Linked DNA regions of Homo sapiens: region 1 is linked to region 2. Evidence: chromatin loops called from intact Hi-C (ENCODE). Cell type or tissue: breast epithelium. All regions are shown on one strand. Each heading gives the region's core, and the rest is flanking DNA. Links, peaks and the distances in the headings are about the cores only.

The links. Peaks named below come from ENCODE experiments on the same cell type or tissue, not always from the same donor. Only the 100,000 strongest peaks of a DNase experiment are listed, where the experiment ranks them.
Region 1: it touches region 2 in a loop (6-fold over the local background); 1 of 110 quality-filtered maps calls a loop at or near these places.

Annotation. Positions count from the first base shown.
Region 1 is chr10:3,258,937-3,265,158 of GRCh38, forward strand. No RefSeq gene overlaps it. Among named protein-coding and RNA genes, the nearest start is that of LINC02668, 4.5 kb to the left of the region's middle. RefSeq lists a silencer at 3,912-4,077. In breast epithelium, for the core only: no CTCF peak of the experiment used is centred there; no DNase peak of the experiment used is centred there; H3K27ac peaks cover 2,126 bases.
Region 2 is chr10:3,210,049-3,217,186 of GRCh38, forward strand. No RefSeq gene overlaps it. Among named protein-coding and RNA genes, the nearest start is that of PITRM1, 41 kb to the left of the region's middle. RefSeq lists enhancers at 4,020-4,520, 4,521-5,021. In breast epithelium, for the core only: no CTCF peak of the experiment used is centred there; a DNase peak (open chromatin) is centred at 3,307.

The sequences.
Region 1 (6,222 bases), core at 1,072-6,071, 49 kb after region 2:
AAAATGTAACTATAGACCAGCGTGGTGGCTCACGCCTGTAATCACAGCACTTTGGGAGGCCGAGGTGGGCGGATCACAAGGTCAGGAGATCGAGACCATCCTGGCTAACACGGTGAAACCCCGTCTCTACTAAAAAAAAATACAAAAAAATTAGCCGGGAGTGGTGGTGGGTGCCTGTAGTCCCAGCTACTTGGGAGGCTGAGGCAGGAGAATAGCATGAACCCGAGAAGCAGAGCTTGCAGTGAGCCAAGATGGTGCCACTGCACTCGAGCCTGGGCTACAGAATGAGACTCTGTCTCAAAAAAAAAAAAAAAATCGAACTATAGAAGTCTTCCTAGAAAATGGAAAATGACAAGAGAGTGTACTTTATCCTGGTGTGAAGTCCCTAAGATTTTAATGGAGTCCTAGAGACCCCATGTTATCGAGTGCTAGCGAAATGGCTGTGCTCTTAGCCAAGACAAAACGGACCGACTGGATCCCAAGCTATGTAGCTGGGTTAGCAAGAGGCTCAGATAGCGTCCTTCACTGACTGCCTGCAGAATGATGTGATTTTTTAGCAACCAGGTGTCAGAAATCATGGGGGATTCTTACACAAGCGGTGGGTGTGTCCCCTCTCACCCCAGCCCTGGGGTCGCCCAGAGCGGGGAAGCAGGGAGCATTTCCACCTGGGTCTTTCCTCTCTTATTAGGTTTTCAACAGCGTCATCAGCTCTTGGGAGGGGGGAAGAGAGAGCGTGTCCATTTTAGGTCCTTCCAGAAAGACCTGAGTGGCGCTATCGTGCTTCGGCAATGTGTTTCTTTTGACACTTCCTTGCTGTGCCCTGCAAACCTTGAGTGTGTTTTCGGAGATGATTCTTTAGAGACCTTGTCTCTAAAAAAGAGAGAGAAATGAAACCATCCAAGTTCATAATGCTGTGTTGAAGAGAAAATCACGAGGTGCTGTACGGGTGTGTAACAAGTTCTAATCTGTACTGGGATGTCTGAGAAAATGCCATTTAAACAGACACCTGGAGGGAGGGTGGACGGCTGGCCCAGGGGGTCCCAGTAGCTGAAAGCAGTGTAACTACAGGCCTTAAGGAAGGGGCATGGCACACCCAAAAAGCACAACACCCCCACTTTAGGATGGCAACACCACTGCTCCGGGACTTGGCATTTCTGTGACTAAACTCCGGCTCAGCAGAATGCAGTGGAAGGGGTTGAATTTGGAGATGTGGTCTGGGCACAGTGAGGCCTCATGCGCCTGAGAGCAGACTGCAGAGGGCCATGCTTGTGGGAAGTGAGGCAGGCCCCAGGGCACTAGGGGACATGGTCAGCCTTGTCTGCTCCGCCCCCGCGACACTCCCCCTTGAGGAGGAATGGCCGTCAGTGAGAACCGGCTCCTAGTCCTGGTACAGAAATTAACCACGTATGCCGTCTGGGGCCAGGGAAAATCTAACAAAAGCTTACACAGTTCCCTGCACCATGCTAAGTACCTCCTACACAGGATCCTATTTAATTTTCACAACCACTTAGACGAGGCGGTTACTTTTACCATCCCTATTCCCTATTTTCTATAGGAAAGCTGGGTCTGGAGAGCCTGAGACCTCCGGTCTTGTGAGCCCTCCCATTCAGCATGAAGCAGGGCCGGGTCTGGAAGCCAAGTCCACCTCGAACCCCATGCTCTTGGCCAGATGGTTCTTGAGGTCCCTTTTGGCTTGTTTTGGTTCAATTCCAAATTAGAGCCCGCCCCGCTGGTGTCTCTCTTGGTGAGAGTTATTTCAGTGCTGTGGGTGTTTTTCAGGCAGCCTGGTAAAGTGACCTATGTCTGTCTTCCTGGTTCTCCATCCAAACCTAAACAAGGGGACGGAGGTCTCTCCTAAAGATTGGCAGGAAAGCAAAACTCCTCAGAGAGGCCTGAACTCAAAAGTGCTATTCTTTTTAAACAAAGGTTGGACAAACTCACAGTGCACATTTAAAAAGGTTAAATCTGATATAGCCGGAGCAATATTTGTTTAACTACACTAAGTGAAAGATGATTTGGCTGAGGGACCAGGGAGAGACCTTTTATTTGATCTGATTTTACATAAACATTTCTGCACACAGAGGCTCCTGGACCTTATCATAACCATCATTGGATGTCCGCTCAGGGGATCCTTCATCTTCTCTCCAAATGTCATTTCTTAGATGCTGACTCCAGAGCCCCTGGTGATAACTCAAGTTTATTCCTTATCAGATGCACCCAGCTGTAGACACAATACCTGGAGACTGGCTTAGGTAGATTTTTTTTTTTCTCCAACAAAAGTTTGCAGACGGAAAGACGTGTATGAAAATGCTCTGCAGTGGAGGGGCTATCGAGAGATGATTTTTAATCGTCTAAAGCGAAGAGCAGCACTTGGAAGAAGGCGTCTCTCTTGCACATTTCCCTTTGCACTGGCTGCATGGGAAGCCACAGGACTAGTGATGTCGAGAAACTCACCTTCAGCAAGTGTGAAACTCGTATGTGCTCTAAGGGACCTGAGGAAATGAACATTTCTTCAAATAAACCATAACTCAACGGATCAGAATGATCCATTAGCCTGATTTTTGCCTGCTTGTTGCATATTTAGGAAGCAGAGCTCAACCTCAGGGAAAACAGGTCGTGTTAGGGGCTGCTGTAAGAAATCATGTCGAATGTATTTCCCCAGGTTGGTGTTTATGGTGTAGACTCCCGCTCCACATGTAATTTAAAGGTTGATGAGATTTATATTGGGAATGACAAGGCAAGGTACTGGATCATCTGAAATCATTAAAGGGATGTTGGTGTGGGCTCACTGACTTCTGTTTATGGAGACAAGGAATAAGGAAACAAGCTCATATTTTATATAAAGAATTTCACAAGCCAATGGGAACAATTCAGTAATGCTTCTTTAGCCAAGGCGCTATGACTTGAATACCCGGCTCTATTAAGCTTATAAGAAATCAAAGTTCAGGAGAGAAGTTAGAGCTTTGCTGCACCACACAACTCTGGAAGCTCCTGGAATATTTTCTTAGAAGAAGGAGAAGGAAGAGGAGGAAGAGGCAAAGCAAAACTAAAGTACAGTCGGTAGCCTTTGCAGTGCAGGAGCCCACAGTTGTGATGTGCAGATCTGGCTTCTCCAGGGGCGGGGCTCAGGCACTTATGAATGAATTGGCTTAGAAGCCTCTACTGTGAGGTTCTGGGTCTGTTTATCAAACCCATGCCGGAAACGTCGGAGTTGTTAATAGCTTTGGAGTGAGACATACCAGGGTTCAAACCTTAATTACATCAGCTGCTAGCTGGGTAACCTTGGCAAGTTACCTAAACTAAGCTGGGTAACCTTGGCAAGTTGTCTAAATGAAGCTGACCTCTGTCAACCTAAATAACAAAGAAGGAAACTATCTAAAGGACAATGGTGTTTATTCGGGCGTAGGCATTAAGATGGGCATGTGTGTGCCATGGTAAACTAATTGCTTATCCAGAGAAGTAAAAAGAGATAATTTTTTTTAAGAAAATGAGGATTGCAGAATTGTTTTGAGATAATTATCCTGGGCCACAAGGATCAATAACAAGGGTGATGCCTGTCTGAGGCTGGACAGGCAGTTGCTGGCAGATGTCCTGGCAGAAGTGGTTTTTTGTGAAAAGTTGCAATGCCTCACTCATGAGAGCCCTCCCTCCATGGCCTTCCCCAGCGTGTCAGGGTTTTAACACAGGGAACTCCATTTGGATTCTGAAAATTTTCCCTCATGAGGTTGCATGAGGACTAAACGCAACAGTGGGTATGAAGGGCTTGGCATAGTACCTGGCTCGTGTGAATTACTGGTTAGAGAAGAGATGTAGGAAGTCAAATAGGGTAAGTAAAAGAGGACTTGTTGAAGACTACTGGATTCTTTGTAGTATGAATTCTTCTTTCTCCAACTTTGTAGCTTGGGACTTCTGTCTTGGCAAGTACAACACTTTGCAATCCTCCTCACAGCTAGGAAGGGCACAGGACTAAATTCTGACCAATGGACAGGACTGCCTTAAAGGAGAGCGTAAAAGCTGCCCCCTGCTCGTCCTCCTGGCTGCTGTGCGGAAGTGCTGGCTGGCACCTGGGCAGCCATTTTTTACCATGAGGCAGAGCAGTGAGTGAGATGAAATGAAGGAGTCTGGGACCCTGATGCCCGGGAAGCCATCACCCCAGCCCAGCCCTACCACCTCCAGTCTCGTAGCTGTGTGGGGGAGATACCCTTCAATCTCCTATAAGTCATGGATTTTTCCTGTTTGTTACATTCAACCCAGCAAAATTCTAGCTGATATTCAAGATCCCCGAATTAGGTAGTTCAGCTGAGCTCAGGAACTGGAAGAGCTGACGTAAGTGGTGAGGTGGAGGTGGCCTCAGGAAGAGGTGGAGCTGATGATGGACACCCTAGGAGAGGAGACACTGTGAGTTTCTCTTCCTGTCCAGATGAACTCACTCCTGATGCACTGGCCATCTTGTTTTCTGAAAACTTCTTTCTCTTTGGTCCTATTTTAGACTCAGAGCAGTTTGGGAGGCAACTGGTTTTATTTGCACAGTTATCACCTGTTCCAATGAAGAAGAAACACAAAGATGTGCTTCTGTGATTTGAAAGTTTATCCAGGATTCAGGCTTTTTAGGAGTCTATGAGGGTATTGCTTGGCTGAAATTCTCCACATTGCCACTGGTTACTTATTATCGTTTCATCCACATCAGTGCTTCTCAAACTGCTGAGCATTAGTGTCACCTGGGGAGCTTTAAAACATTCTGAAGCCCAGCCCATACCCCAGACCGGTTAGATCACAAGTGGAGAAGCTGGGGCCCCAGCATTGGCAGTTGTTAAAGCTCCCTGGGTGGACCCACCGTGCGGAAGGTGGGAGAAGCAGCAAACGCAATTCTTAGTCTCTAAGTGTGGTCCCCAGGCCGGCAGCAGTGAGAGTTTGTTGGAAACACAGACTCTCAGGAGCTACTGAATCGGAATGTTGTGTCTTCCACAAGCTCCCAGGCCGTGTGCTTCGGTGCCAGGAAGATCAGGCTGCAGGGGGCGTTGCGCTGGTTCCTGGTGAGTGCCATGCCCTTCACGGACTCCCCTAACTCCCCACCTGCCAGCGTTTCTTTCTGTTTGTCTTTCAGGTTGGTTCCTTCACCACATGGATGTTGCTTGGTCCTGCTGGCCATTTAATTCTGCTGCCTTTCAGGGAGCAGAGTGCGACTTTTGCCTTCCTTTTGCCACTTGCCAATCATTTTTTCTTCTTCTCCTTCCTGTTTTGCAAATTGTGGCCACCACACACGACCCAGAAATGACTCCTGGGCAGTGCCACCGCCTCCTCCTGACCCACTCATCTAACAGCTTCCTCTGGCTGCTGGTATTGTTAGGAACAGCCACCCTGGGCCTCCAGCAGGGCCCTCACAAAGTGTTCTGTTTAGGGAATCACTGAACAACAACAGGATATCGTCCTGGCCTTTCTCAGAACCTTCTCTTTGTTTCGTGTTTCAGCCCTTCCTCTACAAACCTGTTCCCAGCAGAGCCAACCCGTAAAGTCAAGTTCTCCACAAAAAGGCAGAGTCAGTTTTCTGATGGAATGTAATTGAAACAGACCTAAGTTAATGACATACAGCATATTTCTTTCGGGCTGTGTTGATACCAGCAGCAATTCCCTGAGCAGAAGGAAGTTCCTACCTGCCACCACAGCCTGCTGCTTGCCGGCCACACGGCTGGCACCATCCCCTCCGCAGGGTCATTCGCAGCTGCCCGTGGTCACACACTCAGCAAAGTCCTGAAAGCCTCAGCGCACTGGGGTCAGCTGGCCATGGGGGTGTGTGGGAGGTGCCACAGCAAGCCCCTCCTGACCCTAGGCGTCCCTCCTTCTGACAGCAGAGGAAAGGAGAGCCTTGGGCTGGTTTCAGGGCTGGGTGCAGCCTGGGCTACACATATTTTTGAGAGGAGATTTGGGGGCACAGCTGGGGACTCCTTAAGCCACCATCTCTCTCCTTTGTGAGCCTGAGTACATGGAAGACCCTACCGACTACAGCTCACCTTTCGGATTAGGGGTTATTTACTTCCAGGTCATTATTTTTAAACTTTTCAAATTAGAATATAATACTTGGTATAGATTTCAAAAATCAAACTTCATAGAATTAAAAGTGAAAAGTCATCATCCATTTCATTCCGTTTCTTGATTTTTTTTTTTTGGTCCCAGTGTAACCATCGCAAGTATTCATTCATGCACTCAACAGTATTTATCAAATTC
Region 2 (7,138 bases), core at 825-5,824:
CCAACCCTAAGGACACCTTGATTTGGACTTCCAGCCTCTAGTGCTGTGAGAAAATGAACCTCTGTCGTTCGAGCCGCCCAGCCTGTGGCATTTCATCATGGCAGCCTCCTGTTCCAGCTCAAAATCAAGCCAATCATTGCAATGTGTGCGTGGGGGTGGTGGGCGGCCTCAGTGAGCTTATTCAACAATTAGTCTGCCTCCCAGGCAGTCGTCTTTACAGTCATCCTCCAGACCCCACTGCCCTTGGACCCCACAAGCCATGCCCACAAATACTTCTCCATTCCTCTGCCTTATTTTCATTCAGGTTCTGCTCTCCGTAGATGACAGCAGCTCTCCTGAGACATCCACGGAAGTGTATGGCTTTGTTCAGGTGCAGTATTGGCAGTAATACTGTTCCCCACCAGGTGCACCACAGGCTGGGCCCACGCCAAGCCCTTTGTGTGCATATCATGCATATTTTCACGAGGGTTTTCTTTGCACCACTGAGAGAAAAGCTTCATTCGACAGACCTTGCACATTTGTATGCGAAGTCCAACTTCTACTGGACTTCTGCTGTTCTTCAAAGCACGCATACACCAGGATCATGCGCTTGGGTGCCCAGGACTTTTTATTTTATCCTCTCATAGATGAGGCTGAGAAGGCACCAGAAACTTGGGGGCCAGCCAGTGGCATGCTATGTTCTCAGTGAAGCTGTTCAAAAACAGTAATTACAGTGCTAGAAATAAATGTATTCATGCAAAATTAAGAAAATATACAGTTTTCCCCTTCCACATTCCCAACATTATAAACAGACACACCAATTGTCTTACGATATAAAAGTCAGAATTAGAAGTATATAAAGTAAATAAAGTAAAAATTCCAACTGCTGCATTCTAGAAACTCTTAGGATGCATGTTTTCAAAAGACAATCAAACACAATCACCAGGAAAAACCTTTGATCTGAGATATGCCACTTTTTTTTTTGGTCTCCAAAGTATACTATTTTCCTCTGATTATGTTAATTAAAGAAGATTACCTTTAATAACATAAAATAGAGATACTTTGGGTCCTATTAACTTGTATTTCAAGCTTGCCTCAAGCACTAAAGAGAAAAAATATCCTGTTTTTCTCATGAAGAGGCATATACAACTTCAGCCTCAAGAATACATTCAGTGTTTGCATTTTATGAAAACACACTTTGGACATGTGTACCATGGATGTGCGGGTATACTGATCTAAAGATGTATTAGTATGGTGTATGAGATCAAGTTTGAGAATATTGCCTTATCAATCAAGCAAAAGCATCTCTAAACCTTTAAATGCTTTCCTGTGGCACAACGCCACCAATGACTATCGTCTCCAAGTGTCTGCAGCACTGCTAACACCAGCCCCTCAAATCGCCTCCTGTTGTATAGCTCACAACATTCTTATTTAGGGTCTTGTTATACAGGTGTAACCTTGGGCTCACACCAGTGATATTGTTTGGGACAGGAGGTGACAGGGCTGACAGCCAGACTTGGGACAGACCTGGGCTTAGATCAATTGATTATTGTTCATGGGAATTTAAACAGTTGTTTTCCCATTTCAAATCTGTTTCCCCATTTGTAAGAAATTATCTCATACAAGTATTGTGAGCATTAAACAGAACAATGTCTGTGACATTGGCACATAGCAAGGCACATAGCAAATGCTTAATAATACCAGCCATTATTATCATTTTAGATTTTTCTGAAGTCACATGGAAGATACCCTATCCACTTAGAAACACAGTTTAAATGCCTTACCAGGGGATCAGCTCTGAGAAGGAAGATGGACTCTGGGGAATGAACTCTTGTCCATCAGGATAAAGCATTCTCAGTCAGGTGTCCAGCATGCCTAGTCAGGTGTGTGGCATACCTGGTCAGGTGTCTACCATACCTAGTTAGGTGTTTACCATACCTGGTCAGGTGTCTACCACACTGAGTTAAGTGTCTACCATACCTGATCAGGTGTCCAGCACATCTGGTCCTGTTTCCTTTAGGAGACCTTTTTTTTTTTTTTTTTTTTTTTTTTTTTTTTTGCAACAGAGTTTCGCTGTTATTACCCAGGCTAGAGTGCAATGGCATGATCTCAGCTCACTGCAACCTCCGCCTCCTGGGTTCAAGCATTTCTCCTGCCTCAGTCTCCCAAGTAGCTGGGATTACAGGTGCCCGCCACCATGCCCAGCTAATTTTTTTGTATTTTTAGTAGAGACGAGGTTTCATCATGTTGGCCAGGCTGGTCTTGAACTCCTGACCTCAGGTGATCCATCTGCCTTGGCCTTCCAAAGTGCTGGGATTACAGGCATGAGCCACTGCGCCTGATTGACATTTCATTTTTGAAGTAAACTTTCAGGCTGATATACCCAGTTTCCTTTTAGTAGTTGCATACAATCTATGAATTCAATAACAATTTTTTTCTTTAATCAGTTTTCTTGTTCCTCAACTCATTTTAAATTTCTAATAGTTGCATGTATGCATTTTTGCTCATTTAAAAGCAGAAGTGCACACTTAGCACCTTTGTTCACAGGCATGTTGTCCACAAGGAAACTTACTCTCACTAAACCCTGCTTTCTGATTTGTTGCTGGTTAGAGTCCCCTCAGGGTTTGCTTATTTGTCACCTGAGTTTTCACTTTTTTCACTAAGATATCTGATTATAATTATACCAACATGAATTCTCCTATTAACTAACAGGTGAATAAAACTTATTGAAAATATTTTAAATAATTTATTGAGCACCTACTGTGTGCCAGGCACTGCACCAAATCTAGTTACACTAAAATAAAAAATTAAAACTAAAAACCTCCAAGTCCTGTCTGGAAGAAATACCCGATTAATGTTGACTAAAATGAAGTGTTTGGATGGTCTGTTTTCACATGTTGCAGGACGCAGGGAAGGGCAAGGACTTTGGGGTGTTTTTCCCTGGCTACTTCTCTTCAGTAATATTTCCTTCTACATCTTTGTTTTTATTATACCTTAAGTTCTAGGGTACATGTGCACAACGTGCAGGTTTGTTACCTATGTATACATGTGCCATGTTGGTGTGCTGCACCCATTAACTCGTCATTTACATTAGGTATATCTCCTAATGATATCCCTCCCCCCTCCCCCCACCCCACTGAGGTAAGGCCAATTTGCACACTGAGATAAGGAGGGCAAACCTGACAGAAGGTGGGAGGCCCAAAGAGGAGCAGGAATGGAACGGTGAGATGTGCGCTGGGAGCTACAAGCTGCTTCAAATCTCTCTGTGGGAAGTGGGGGCTGGGAACTTCGCCAGGTCAGGGCTCGGAGCCTCACAAATCAGGCAACATCAGCCGTTCCCACGAGGGCTGCAGCTGCTTTCTAGAATGTGGAAAGACTTTCCTACTGGTTAGTAAATAGCAGCTGTCCCAGGGCCCCTACACTAACCCCACTTGCCCAACCACACACACTCCTCCCCTGGATCCCCATCTCCCCCAAACTCGGATTTTAAAAGGCTAACTCCCAGTCCGTCTGGGGACCCAGCCCATCTGCCCCAGCACGTGTCTGCTGTGATTGGTGAGTGTCCACGCTGTGGTGGTCCTTAGTCCTCTGCACGTGGCCTGCATGCCTGGGGCCAGCTCAGCTATGGGAGCTATGATTTTCCTGGGTTCTCTCGTGTATGATTGCGTTGAACTCTTGTAAAATGCCAACGCATGGCACAGAACAGCGATGAGTGGTTCAATTTTGTGCCTGAATGAACTGAGGCTGTGATATCCAGGGATCCTTCAAGCCCACTTTGTTTGTTGGAGGCAGACGGGGTCATGGACCCAGGCCCCATTCTTCTGTGTCAGGAGCTGAGGTTCTGAGTGGTGGGTGGGTGACGTGTGCCCGGGGTGCAGGCGGGTCATTTTTTACTGAGGAGCCTCTTTCGTTCCTCAAAGCCCAGCTCCAGAGCTCCTGCCCAGGCACTCTAGGGTTCACACATGGGGCCGGAGTCGGCGTCCAAGGGACACGGTGCTGTATTTTTTATTTTCTTCACTCTCCAGATGATGAACTATTTATTGTCACTTTCAATGAGTCATGACCATCTAAAGCTGGGCCAGACCGAAGTGAGACACCTAACCTCCCTCTTTTCCTCCTTTTTCTTTTCCAAAATCTATTCACGATCAGAGAAAAAAGCCTTTTGAGGAGGGGTTCATGGAGCAGAAATAAAACCTCTTGTCACAGCCAAGTGCTTAGGCCAAAAGTGATGTAAATTAGTACAAGCTTGGTCATTTGCAGACCGACTCCCAGACTCATTCTTCATCCCACTCTCCGCCCTGAGCTCCCATGTGGTAAAGCAGGCCGAGGCCCAGTCTCCTGACAGGTTTATGGGCTCCTGGTGCACTCTCACGCTCGGTCTTTCCAAGCACTGGTCTGGCTGTGTTCACAGCAAAGCCAGGGGCCGGATTCTTTTGAATATCAAGCCTGGGTTCTCTCGTGTACGATTGCGTTGAACCCTTCTCCTGAGATAGCACTGGCCACTGGAGGTTAAGGCCTGCTGGGAACCGGCCACATGATCCTGGCCCCTGCAGCCATGGCTGTGAGGCTACGGGGCGACCCTGGCAACCCCCACAGCTCCACTGCCTCTCATCTCGGGCTGTGTCTTATGCACAAAGCTTTCCATGCTTGCAGGGGAGCTGTGTGTGGGAAGTCCTGGGTTTTGTGATAGGGACCTGGTTATATTTATGGCCATTTTAAGGGTGCAAGATTAAGCAAGATTATAAAAGCCTAGATGTCACAGAACCTAGAGACTGTGAGAACCATCCTCTGCTTTACTGACATAAACATTGAGGTTCTCAAAAGACAAGGGGCTTCTCACAGCCACCGAGTCGGCACTGCAGCAAGAGCCGCTTCCTGGGAGTCAGCTTCCTGGTTTGAGGGCCTTGAGGCCCTCAATCAACTGCTTAATTGACACAGTCAAAATACAAGCAGTCAATCATGTAGTTATCTAGCTATCATCTATCTATCTATCTATCTTTTTAAACCTATTTCTGCTTATTTTTAATTGTAGTAAAATACGTATAACATTTACCATTTAGAAAATTTAATTTTAATTTAAAATTTTTGTAGAAGCAGGGTGTGTCTATGTTACCTAGGCTGGTCTCAAACTTCTGGCCTCAAGTGATCCTTCCACCTCGGCCTCCCAAAGCTCTGGGATTACAGGCATGAGCCATCACACCCGGCCAAATTTACCATTTTTAAGTGTGCAGCTCTGTGGCATTAGAGCCCTGTTGTGTAACCATCATCACCATCCACCTCCAGAGCCTTTTCATCGTCCCAGACTGATGCTCTGCCCCATTCAACACTCATTCCTGCTCCCCTCCCGTCAGCCCCTGGCAACAACTCTCCTACTTTCTGTCTCTATTTTAAGACAGCAGGGTAAAGACGTCTCTATTTTCTTCTTCTTTCTAAAGTTGTCCCCAGAGAATAAGAACAAAAGCCAGAAAGCAAACTCAAGCTTCCATGGAGCTCACAGCGTAACCATGGATTCTACAGTGCACGTGAAAGGGCGTGGAAGGAGGGAAGACCCAACCGGGGCATGGGACGGCTTGGAGAGCAGAGCAGCTCCCAGACACAGCGCCCAACTTGCCAAGACTCCTGAAGGGATGCCGCAGCCTCAGGCAGAATCCACGTGTCTTGCTTGGAGCAGGGTGTCTGATGCAAGGCTACTGTAGAAATGACCCAGGGTGTCACTGAAGGACAGGAGACGTTGCACAGAGAAAAGGAAACCCTGCACGTGTTGAGCACTTACCAGGTGTCAGGTGTTGTGCAGAGGCCGTGAGAGGTGACTTTAGCGAGCGACTCCTGCAGGAGGTGGCTGCCAGGGAAGCAAGGTGGGAGAGAGACTGGGGTTGAAGCAGGCACAGCCTCACGTTCTTTTAGCTGGGGAGAAATAATGACAACTAATGCATACAATGACAACTAATGCATAATGACAACTAATGCATGTTCTTTTAGCTGGGGAGAAATAATGACAACTAATGCATACAATGACAACTAATGCATAATGACAACTAATGCATGTTCTTTTAGCTGGGGAGACATAATGACAACTAATGCATACACACATGCATTCACACTCATACACACACCTGCATGTATACACACATGCACACAGGCTCTGAGTCACAAGGAGCTTCATTTTGAGCTGGGGAAATTCTGACCTAGTCTCTCCCCAATTTGTACCTTGGGTAAAATAGCTGATCCAGAAAAGACTCAATTTATTGAGATAATTTAATGAGAAATGAAAAAAGCATGGGCTTTATTAAAAATACTGTAAGTCTCTTAAAGCATGTGAGACCCAGGGGATGCAGGACTGGTGAAGCCATCCTAAAGAGATTTCTAGAAGATGACTCTAGAACAAACTTGGATGTCTCCAAACAGATGGAGACACAGATAAAAAGTGAGCCGTGAGCACTGAAGACATTTAATGTAGGAATAAGACTAAAGCTCCTATAGGATTATGGTAAATGAGAGGATATTATAATGACAAATGTTATAAATAAGATGCTATGAAATAACACAGAAATGGAAGTGAGAGGGAGGGAGGCATGGTTGGAGGTGATATAAATATGCGGTGTTCTCTTCTTGTCTAGTCTCAGTTTAAAAATAATGTATAGGCCGGGCGCAGTGGTTCATGCCTGTAATCACAGCACTTTGGGAGGCCGAGGTGGGCAGATCACGAGGTCAAGAGATCGAGACCATCCTGGCCAAGATGGTGAAACCCTGTGTCTACTAAAAATATAAAAATTAGCTGGGCGTGGTGGCGGGCACCTACAGTTCCAGCTACTCGGGAGGCTGAGGCAGGATAATCGCTCGAACCCAGGAGGCAGAGGTTGCAGTGAGCCGAGAATGAGCCACTGCACTCCAGCCTGGGTGACACAGAGGGACTCTGTCTCAAAAAAACAGTAAATCAATAAAATAAAATAAATTAAAAATTCCAGAAAGCATAACCTATGATGGAGGCAAGGCCCAGAACAGTCCAACAGCACTGAGTAAAAAATAAAAATTATAAATGCAGATAAGACTGGGCGCGGTGGCTCATGCCTGTAATCCCAGCACTTTGGGAAGCCGAGGTGGGCAGATCACTTAAGGTCAGGAATTCCAGACCAGCCTGGCCAACATGGTGAAACCCCAT